3 separate regions of the Homo sapiens genome follow, and all the other regions are linked to region 1. The links are chromatin contacts, found by Hi-C or POLR2A ChIA-PET in ENCODE. All regions are on one chromosome and are shown on one strand. Each heading gives the region's core, a stretch centred on a gene start or an enhancer-like site at or near the end of the contact. The rest is flanking DNA. Distances are from core to core; before and after follow the strand shown. Region 1 holds the start of LINC00339 (long intergenic non-protein coding RNA 339). Region 2 has its middle 20 kb from the start of HSPG2. Region 3 holds the start of WNT4 (Wnt family member 4).

Region 1 (2,700 bases), core at 161-2,660:
AAACCCAGTGAGAAAAAATAACTCCAGGCCAGGCACAGTGGCTCATGCCTATACTTCTAGCACTTTGGAAGGCCGAGGCGGGTGGATCACCTGAGATCAGGAGTTCAAGACCAGGCTGGCCAACATGGTGAAACCGTCTCTATTAAAAATGCAAAACATTAGCCAGGCGTGGTGATGTGCGACTGTAATCCCAGTTACTCGAGTGGCTGAGGCAGGAGAATCGCTTGAACCCATGTGGCAGAGAAGGTTGCAGTGAGGCGACAACGCGGCACTGCAACTCCGGCCTGGGCGACAGAGCGAGACTCCGTCTCAAAAAAAAAAAAAAGAAAAAATAACTCCAGTGCACTGCGCCCTTACTTCCTATCTAACATTGTGCCGAACGTTATACACAGATCCTCCTCCGTATGATCCTTAGTTCAGGATCATAAACTCTTGATAAATTACTGCCCCAGGAACCTCCAGTGACATCAACCGCTGCTACCATTTGTGGAATTCTGCCGGCCAGACACCCCACACTGCATTCCCTCACAACTGATCCTCCCGATAGCCCATGGGGTAGGCACTGTTATTTCCATTCACAGATAAGCAAAGTGAGGCTCGGAGGGCGGGGACTTGCCCAAAGCCACAAGGATGAAAGGTAGTGCGATGACTCAACCGATAAAAATAATCCCGGTTGTGGTGGGGGGGAGCTGAGCCCGACTCCTCCCACTATGCTGCCGCGGCTCCGAAGGCCTAGCCCGAGTGCGGAAATGGGCTTCTAGGGTCCCAGGACGAGGTCCACCTCCAGAGCTGCAGTGAGGTCCAAGTCAGCCCGAGGAGCCCGCAGGTCCCACATTTCAGTCATTTCCCTACCCCAAAGGCAGGGACTCCCCGCTCCTGGGGCAGGCAGCCACTGTGGCCGCGAGCAAGCGTACTCGGGTTAGGAAGGAGAAGGAAGGGGACAGGGGGAACGTTCACCTACGCAGCTGCCACCTCGGAGGACGGGGGAGCGGGGGACGAGGAAAGATCAGGATAAGACCCTAACTCCCACAAATGACTCCAGGAAAGGGAGACCACCACTCCCCGAGCTTTGGAGCGCCGCGCGGGAACCGGAAGTCATGCCCCGCCCGGAAGTTAAGAGGAGGGGCATAGGTTGGAAGGGGTGGGCCGGGTCTCTCTAGCCTCCGCGGTACTACGCAGCTTCATGGTTTTAACTCTTGGTGGTCTTTTGACCGTCCTCAGTCCTTACCGTGCGGAGTTTTGGATACATTCTTAGCAGCTTTTTCGCTCCGGAGAAGTTCTTTATCTTTCTGAGCCGCAGTTTGCCCAACTGCAAAATGGAAAGAGATGAAGCAGGAATTAAGATACTCTAGGAGCTCGCCCACAGCTGATTCAGGGCCCCATTCTGAGGTTACACCCTTAAGCCTTTGCACCACTCAAAGGAAGGAAACCAAGAGAGAGGGGTGGCTGGCTGCTGTTTGGAGACAGTGGTCCTTGTATTGGCGCCCCGCGGAATCACTCCAGATGAGTCAGTGGATACAGTCTATAGGTCCCGCCTCATTGTACGCAAACAGCAGTGGGCATATGGCCGTGGGGGGTTGATACAGCCTGTCCGGGGTGGGACTCTGTGTGTATGGGAGGCTAAATCTCAGCAGGACTTTTCCAGTTGCTACCAGACTACGCACTGTCGCCTGATGGTTAAGAACTGAAGCTTTAGCCGTGCGCGGTGGCTCACGCCTGTAATCCCAGCACTTTAGGAGGCAGAGGCGTGTGGATCACCTGAGGTCACGAGTTCGAGACCAGCTTGACCAACAAGGTGAAACTCAGTCTTTACTAAAAATACAAAAATTAGCCGGGCGTGCTGGCAGGCGCCTATAGTCCCAGCTGCTCGGGAGACTGAGACAGGAGAATTGCTTGAACCCGGGAGGCGGAGGTTGCAGTGAGCCGAGATTGCGCCATTGCACTCCAGCCCGGACGAGGGAGCAAGACTCCATCTCAAAGATGAAGCTTTGAAGTCATACTGATCTGGTTTGCGTCTGATCACACAGGTTCAATGACACAGCCGGCTAGAGGAAGCAGAGATGCTAACCACTGCAGCCCCGATCTTAACCCTGAAGGGGAGGGATTGAGCTGTTAGAGAGAGGTACTCAGTTGACTTCTCCCTCTCTCTTTCCAGCTGGCATATCCGAATGGGCTGAGCTACCGGATTAAGAGGGACACCCCAAAGCCCCCATTGCTGGGTTATTGCTCCAGAGCCAATGTTCTTGGGGAAAGGAAGATATGCCCTTTGTCAACATTGCCACTGCTGGTCTGTAAACTCCTAGACGGCCAGCTGGTGGTTCACAAACCAGGACTCCTTGCTCTGGCCCTACCCCTACCTACCAGAATGACCGTGAACCCTTCCCCACTCACTCCTACAACCAGGTTTCCATCTCCTCTCTCAGCTTAGGTTTCCCTAACTGTAAAATAAAAGGGTTGGACTAGGTTAAGGACTTCCTGCTATTTCTCTCTCCCACACTCTAAGGTTCCTTAGGAATGCTTCAGAAAACAGCAGGGGTTGGGGCAAGGATGCCGCTTGAGTCCCAGAGCAACTCCAATTTCATAGGCACATAAATTTATGTGAAAGTATATACGTTTCGGCTTGTGTAAGATTATTTTATCATCCCAGGTAAAATTCAGCCTTTGTGCTTCATCTTTCCCCACCCTCCTGCTCACTCAGTT
Region 2 (2,700 bases), core at 150-2,649, 68 kb after region 1:
GCTTTTCTAGTCAACAGCTGAAAGCCATCCATTTTTCAGGCTCAGCAGCCAGAGGGTGGGAGGACTACGGGGGCAGTGGGAGCCACGCAACAGGGGCAGGCGGAAGAGAGAAGCTGGAGAAAGGTCTCCTGTGGAGTAGCAGTCACAGAGCAGTGTGGCAGGGGCTGCGACTTTGCTGACAGAACATGACAGTCACAGAAGGTGGGGCAGCAAGAGGGGCTGAACACTGACCCAGAAGCAGAGATTCCGAGTGAGGGGTGACAAAAGGCCATAACAGCCTTCTGGGCTCCTTGAAAAATAGCAGGGAAGGCTCTGGACTTCCCACAGCCCGCGGGATGGAGACTTGAGCCATTATATCTGACGATTAAAGGAAAGGGGCTGGGCGCGGTGGCTCATGCCTGTAAACCCAGCACTTTGGGAGGCCGAGGCGGGCGGATCATTTGAGGTCACGAGTTCAAGACCAGCCTGGTCAACATGGTGAAACCCCATCTCTACCAAAAATACAAAAGTTAGCTGGGTGTGGTGGCACGTGCCTGTAATCCCAGCTACTCGGGAGGCTGAGGGAGGAGAATCACTTGAACCTGGGAAGGAAGGTTGAAAGGCTGAAGTGAGCCGAGATTGCACCACTGCACTCCAGCCTGGGAGACTCGGTCTCAAAACAACAACAACAACAGCAACAAGTCCTAATGTGTCATATCTGCCAATTCCTGTCGTCCAAATATTTTCCTTATGGCTGATTTCAAGCTACCTGTGTTTTAACAACCATTCACCACATTTCAGAACATTTAACAGTTGGCTCTTGTGGGCCAGCACACGGCTGCAGCCACTCGTAAGGTAATCAAGCACTCGGAAGTGTGCCTGGGACACGGGGAGCACGTTGTGAACACTCGCTGTGATTGCGAGCCAGTCAAGTCAACAGTGTTCCGGAAGTCCCCTCCCCACCTCCACTTCACAGAACAGGAGATTGAGGTTTGGAGAAGTTCACCTGTTTGCCCCAGGTCACAGCACAAGCCTCTTACTTGCCGTCCTACCTTCCGTGGGCGCTGTTCTCTCAGCAAGGTTGTACATAAGCCTGCCTGTGACCGTCCTCCTGCACCCTCCTTACAGGGACTTTCCCGGGCCCCATCAAGATGGGAGCCCTGCTGCCTCCCAGATTGGCTGCTCTACCTGCAAAGCCCTCAGGTAGCTTGGCGGGCGGGAAGCTCTCCCTGGCAGGGACTCCTGCCAAGACACTCCTGCCCAGTGCTCCTGAGCTCAGATCTGCCCTGGCTTGTGCCTGCCACATGTGGACTTGGGGAAGTGCTGTTTTTGGCAGTGGGTGAGCAGGGGCCCCATATCCTTGAGGGTGTTAGGTGAGGAGGACGCGTGACTCATTGTGCTCTGGTGGGTATAAGGCTGCAGCCGGGGGAGGGCCAGGTCCAGGCCCAGGAGAGATTTTCCAGTCTGGCAGGCAAGTTGGCTCAAGGCCAGGTATAGGCTCAGGACACAGTGCCAACAGTTGCCTGAGGCTGGACACAGATGCCCTTCGGGCAGGGTGGAGGGCTCTTGGCTCTAGCTGTCCCCTGAACTGACCTGGGTGTCACAAACATGTGGCTGCTGAGCTGGGCTTATAAGAGCCATGTGGCTGAAGGGATAAGGGGGCACTTCCCACTCTCTCAGGCCCCAGGGAAGGAGAGAAACTGCTGAGCGGCAGGTGAAGGCTTAATGGGCAGCACCTGTGCTAATGGGTCAGGGTCCTCAGGTCTCTGGAGAAGGGAGCTGCTCCCCCTACCCAGGGGAGCACAGAGAATGAGATGCCTTGGAACTTCTGTGCTTGGGGTTGGGGAAGGGCCCCTAGTGTTCTTGGTGAGCACAGGATGGGCAGAGGATGTTGGTGGGACTGTGGCCCTTGGTGGGTGGGAGGGGGGATAGGTGAGAATGAGGAGAGCCGGTTGGGGGTGGGTGCAGGGGGAGGGCAACGGATGATGCAGAGCTACTTTTCAGCCAGTTTATCCTTGGCAATGAAGCCAAGGATCCAATGCTGGAGGTGGTGGAGAGGGGCCAGGTGGGGCAGCGGGTACCACTGTGGCTGGAGATGGCAGGACAGGGCACCCCACCACCCAGGACCTTCTGAGACTCTGCATCTTCTCTGCAGCGCTGGAAGCGGGGGCAGCTGGGCTTGGCTGGGGAGTGGAGAATGGGGCGAGTGGGGGATGGGACTGTTGCTGTCCAACATCCTGGGTCTCCAGACTAGACCCCTCCCAGTGCTACTCAGTTCACAGGGCCACTTCCTGAGTCCTCACCGAGTGGGAGGGACAGCCTACCCTCTTTTGCACTTAAGAAGGCCAGGTTCTCACTCAAGCCTCCTGGGCAAGCTTGGGCAAGTCTCTAGCCTTCTCTGAGCCTCGATTACCTCATCTGGAAAACAAAATACCTCTTAGGGGTGCTGTGAGGATTAAATGGGAGGGAAGGAGGCTGAGAAGGGCCTGGGACCCACAATATCATGTTCTATGGCACATGATATATGCCTCACAAATATCAGCTTCCCAGGGTTGAGCCTAGGAAAGAGGTGGGGCAGACCTCTTCCCCATATCCTTCCCATCATGCGCCCCGGGCTTGGAGTCAGCTGGACTCCAGCCGGCCCAGCCTAACTCCAGCCTGGGCCCTAAGAGCCCAGGATCGAAGGCCAGAACTTCCCCTCCCCCACCAGGAAAGGGGCCT
Region 3 (2,781 bases), core at 128-2,627, 120 kb before region 1:
GGGGACCCCAGGGCACCATCCCAGCACCCAAACATGATGGCCTCTGTGGGAGCAAACTTCATACTCCAAAATCAGTGAAGAACTAAGATCAGGGGGTGAGGGCATAGACCTGGTCCTTGCCTCTGTTCCCAACCCCTAGGGAGGTGGGACAGGTGCCTCCCTTTCCGGGCCTTAGTTTTACTGTTTAGATAAGAGGTCCCTCTACCTGTGAGCAGCTGGGGGATGCAGCCTGGAGGATGAGTAGCACACAGAATCAGATCAGTGACCTGAGAGGGTGTGGCGTGGACTTGGGCAGACAATTCTTAGGGGTTACAGTGATGTGGAATTGAGCTCTCTGGACTAGCCAAGCACAGGCTGTTGCAGCCCATTCCATTCCATTCATTTATTCCTTCCACAAACATGGCAGGCACCGCCCTGTGCCCAAAACAAACAAGAGGCTGAATCTGCCTAGTATGGGAGGATAAATCGAACAAGCACATAGAAAACCAAATGCAAAGTAAGACTTGGTGAGTGAGCCAAGAGAGCTTCCCTAAACTCCTCCTGTCCTCCCAATCACAGCGTCTTAAGCCCACTTCCCGGATGAGAAAACGGAGGCTCAGAGTCAAGACCCTGCTGCCTGGGGCGCGCCCAGACCTTGTGGCTAGCCAGAAGCGAGGTTTCGGATTCCCACAGTCTCGGGCCACTGTCCCAAGCTGCCCAAAGCTGGGGAGGCCCCGTCCAGCTCCCGGAAGGCTGTAGGGAGGTGAGCGCCAGGGAGGGGCTGGGCCGCAGGACGCGGGGGCCAGGAGGCAGGGAGGGGCCGGGCGGGGGGCGGTCGGGAGACATCCAGCGCCCCGATGTGCAGCCCCAGGCACCCGGAGCGCCAGCGCCTGGGTGCGCGCGAGTGGTAGCCGCGCTCCGGTGGGTCCGCCGCGGTCGGACCGGGGTCTGGGCTCCAGGCGCCGGCGGGGGGCGGTGGGGGGGGTAGGGGGACAGCGAGGGCCGCGCTGCAGTGCCCGCAGCGGCGGGTTGGGGGAGCTGTGCCCGCCTGTCCCCTAGGCCCGGGCGGCGGCCGGGCAGCTGGGTCGCCGCGCCTCTAGCCGGGCCGGGCTCGGCGGCGCGCAGCCAGGCGTGCCTGGAGCGGGCTCGGGCCCCAAGTCCTCCGGAGCGCCCAGCCGGGGAGGCCCCGGGAGCAGCCCAGTCCCGCGGGCTAAGGCGGCAGCCGCCGCCGCTCCGGCCCGCCCCCGGGGGGGTGTCCCGGGCCGCTGGGCCCGCCCAGGTAACCCCATCCTCGGCCCGCCCCCGGCCCGCCCCCCCGGCCGCCCGCCCGCCCGCCCGCCTCCGCCGCCGCCGCCGCCGCCGCCGCCGCCGCATCCCGGCTCTGGGGCGGCGCTGACAGTCTGGTCCGCGCCGGGCAGCGGGCGCAGCAGCGGGCAGGCTGCCGGCAGGCACACGGAGGCAGAGCCCCGCCGCGCGCGCCCCGGCCCGCCCGCGGGCGCCCACCTGCAGCCCCGACGGGAGGCCCCCCGCGGCCGCAGCCGCTGCCCCGGGCCGGGCGCCCGCGGCGGCACCATGAGTCCCCGCTCGTGCCTGCGTTCGCTGCGCCTCCTCGTCTTCGCCGTCTTCTCAGCCGCCGCGAGCAACTGGCTGTAAGTCTGGCCGGGGCCGAGCGGGGCGGGGCGGGGCGGGGCAGGCCCCGGGGGCAGCGGCCGGTGCCAGGCGGCGCGGGGCAGCGGGCGCGGGGCAGCCCGGCAGGTGTCTCGGCCGCGGGACCGGAGGCTCGCTCGCTCCGCTGCCGCCGCCACGGCCCGAACGTCCCTCTGCACACCCGGGGTCCCCTCCTGCCCGGGTCCGGCTCCCTGCCCAGAGGCGTCAGGGGTGGCTGTGGCGGCGTCCGCACCGGTAGGCGGCTCGGGGCTCTCGAGGGCGCCAGGGGTGCGAGCGCGGGGCGGTGGCCCGGGAGGGGCGCCGGACGCGGGTTGCAGTCCAGCCGGGCTGACAGGTCGCTGAGGAAGCCCATTGCAGGGAAGGGCTCCGGGACATAATAGCAGGTTAATCCCGAGAAGTCCGGAGCGAGCTCCCAGCGCCGAGCTGCGCCGAGCTGCGCCGCGCTGCGGGCTGGGCTGGAGGCGTGCAGGGACCTGTTTCTGCTTGGGGGGCGGGAGCCGGAGACAGAAGGAAGGGACCAGGACGCCTGGTCTCCCAGGGCCCGGGGCTGGCGCTGGCGCTGGCCGGGCCTTGGTTTTTCCCCGGGGCAGGAAGAAACTCCGTCCAGACCTTAAAGAAGACAACGGCCCCCCAGCTCCCCGTGTCTAGCCTAAGGAGGAAGGGGTGGTAACCGCTGGTGACCTGTCTGTTTCTCCTTGACTGGATCTGCGCTCAGGGCGCTCCCTGGGTAGGGGCGGAAGGTTTGCTGCAGGGAGGGAGACTAAAGGGATGAGCTCCAGTGAGTGGGTGGACAGGGAGCAAGCGGACCCGCGCTCCTTTCATCCCCGCTCAGGGACAGTTCCCCATGCCCCGCGCTTAACCCTGGCCCCAGTTCCTCCTGCCCAGAGCTCTGCCACCATCCGCTGTGGGCAGCCAGTGGGGAGCCAAGCTCCAATATTGATCTGAAAAGCATGGGGTGGGAAGGGGGATCGCCAACAGTGTAGCTGGGGTTTCCATGGAGACAGGGAGAGAGGAAAAAATTCTCTCTGCATCAAGACCAAAGAACAAATATCTCCCATGAAATTGCCCCGAGTGTCCAATGGCTGTTGCTATGAGGTCATTGTGGCCAGCCAGAGCCCTCCAGGCTGGAAGGAG

Evidence for each region. Hi-C counts contacts between places; a loop is a spot of excess contacts on that map. ChIA-PET counts read pairs that join two places held with the same protein, here RNA polymerase II (POLR2A). Pooled maps may share reads with other maps.
Region 2: a pooled map shows a loop between it and region 1 (2.9-fold over the local background). The contact joins the enhancer-like site here to the promoter of LINC00339 in region 1. A Hi-C loop is called at or near these places in 10 of 168 maps with a recorded cell type or tissue (CD4-positive, alpha-beta T cell, CD4-positive, alpha-beta memory T cell, CD8-positive, alpha-beta T cell and 4 more), 3 of 37 single-sample maps with no recorded cell type and 10 of 50 pooled maps. POLR2A ChIA-PET finds 5 or more read pairs at or near these places in 9 of 52 experiments (AG04450, CD4-positive, alpha-beta T cell, GM12878 and 6 more).
Region 3: a pooled map of gastrocnemius medialis shows a loop between it and region 1 (8-fold over the local background). The contact joins the promoter of WNT4 here to the promoter of LINC00339 in region 1. A Hi-C loop is called at or near these places in 10 of 50 pooled maps. POLR2A ChIA-PET finds 5 or more read pairs at or near these places in 3 of 52 experiments (Panc1, activated B cell and activated T-cell).

Annotation. Positions count from the first base shown.
Region 1 is chr1:22,023,901-22,026,600 of GRCh38, reverse strand. LINC00339 (long intergenic non-protein coding RNA 339) reads right to left here and starts at 1,410. Exons shown (of 2, transcript NR_023918.2): 1 at 1,229-1,410. LINC01635 (long intergenic non-protein coding RNA 1635) reads left to right here and starts at 553. Exons shown (of 3, transcript NR_110692.1): 1 at 553-637; 2 at 1,635-1,795; 3 at 2,156-2,607. RefSeq lists enhancers at 431-725, 803-912, 524-1,125.
Region 2 is chr1:21,955,675-21,958,374 of GRCh38, reverse strand. No RefSeq gene overlaps it. Among named protein-coding and RNA genes, the nearest start is that of HSPG2, 20 kb to the right of the region's middle. Within about 2 kb of position 1,399, at least 26 of the 41 ENCODE cell types and tissues checked have a DNase peak (open chromatin) inside an H3K27ac peak, as active enhancers do; they include CD4-positive, alpha-beta T cell, CD8-positive, alpha-beta T cell and mammary epithelial cell, where a contact is called at or near this core.
Region 3 is chr1:22,141,693-22,144,473 of GRCh38, reverse strand. It overlaps WNT4 (Wnt family member 4), which reads left to right and starts at 1,377. Exons shown (of 5, transcript NM_030761.5): 1 at 1,377-1,628. The coding sequence starts at 1,552. All of the region lies in intron 1 of LOC105376845 (a long non-coding RNA gene), which reads right to left. RefSeq lists silencers at 958-1,287, 1,850-1,909.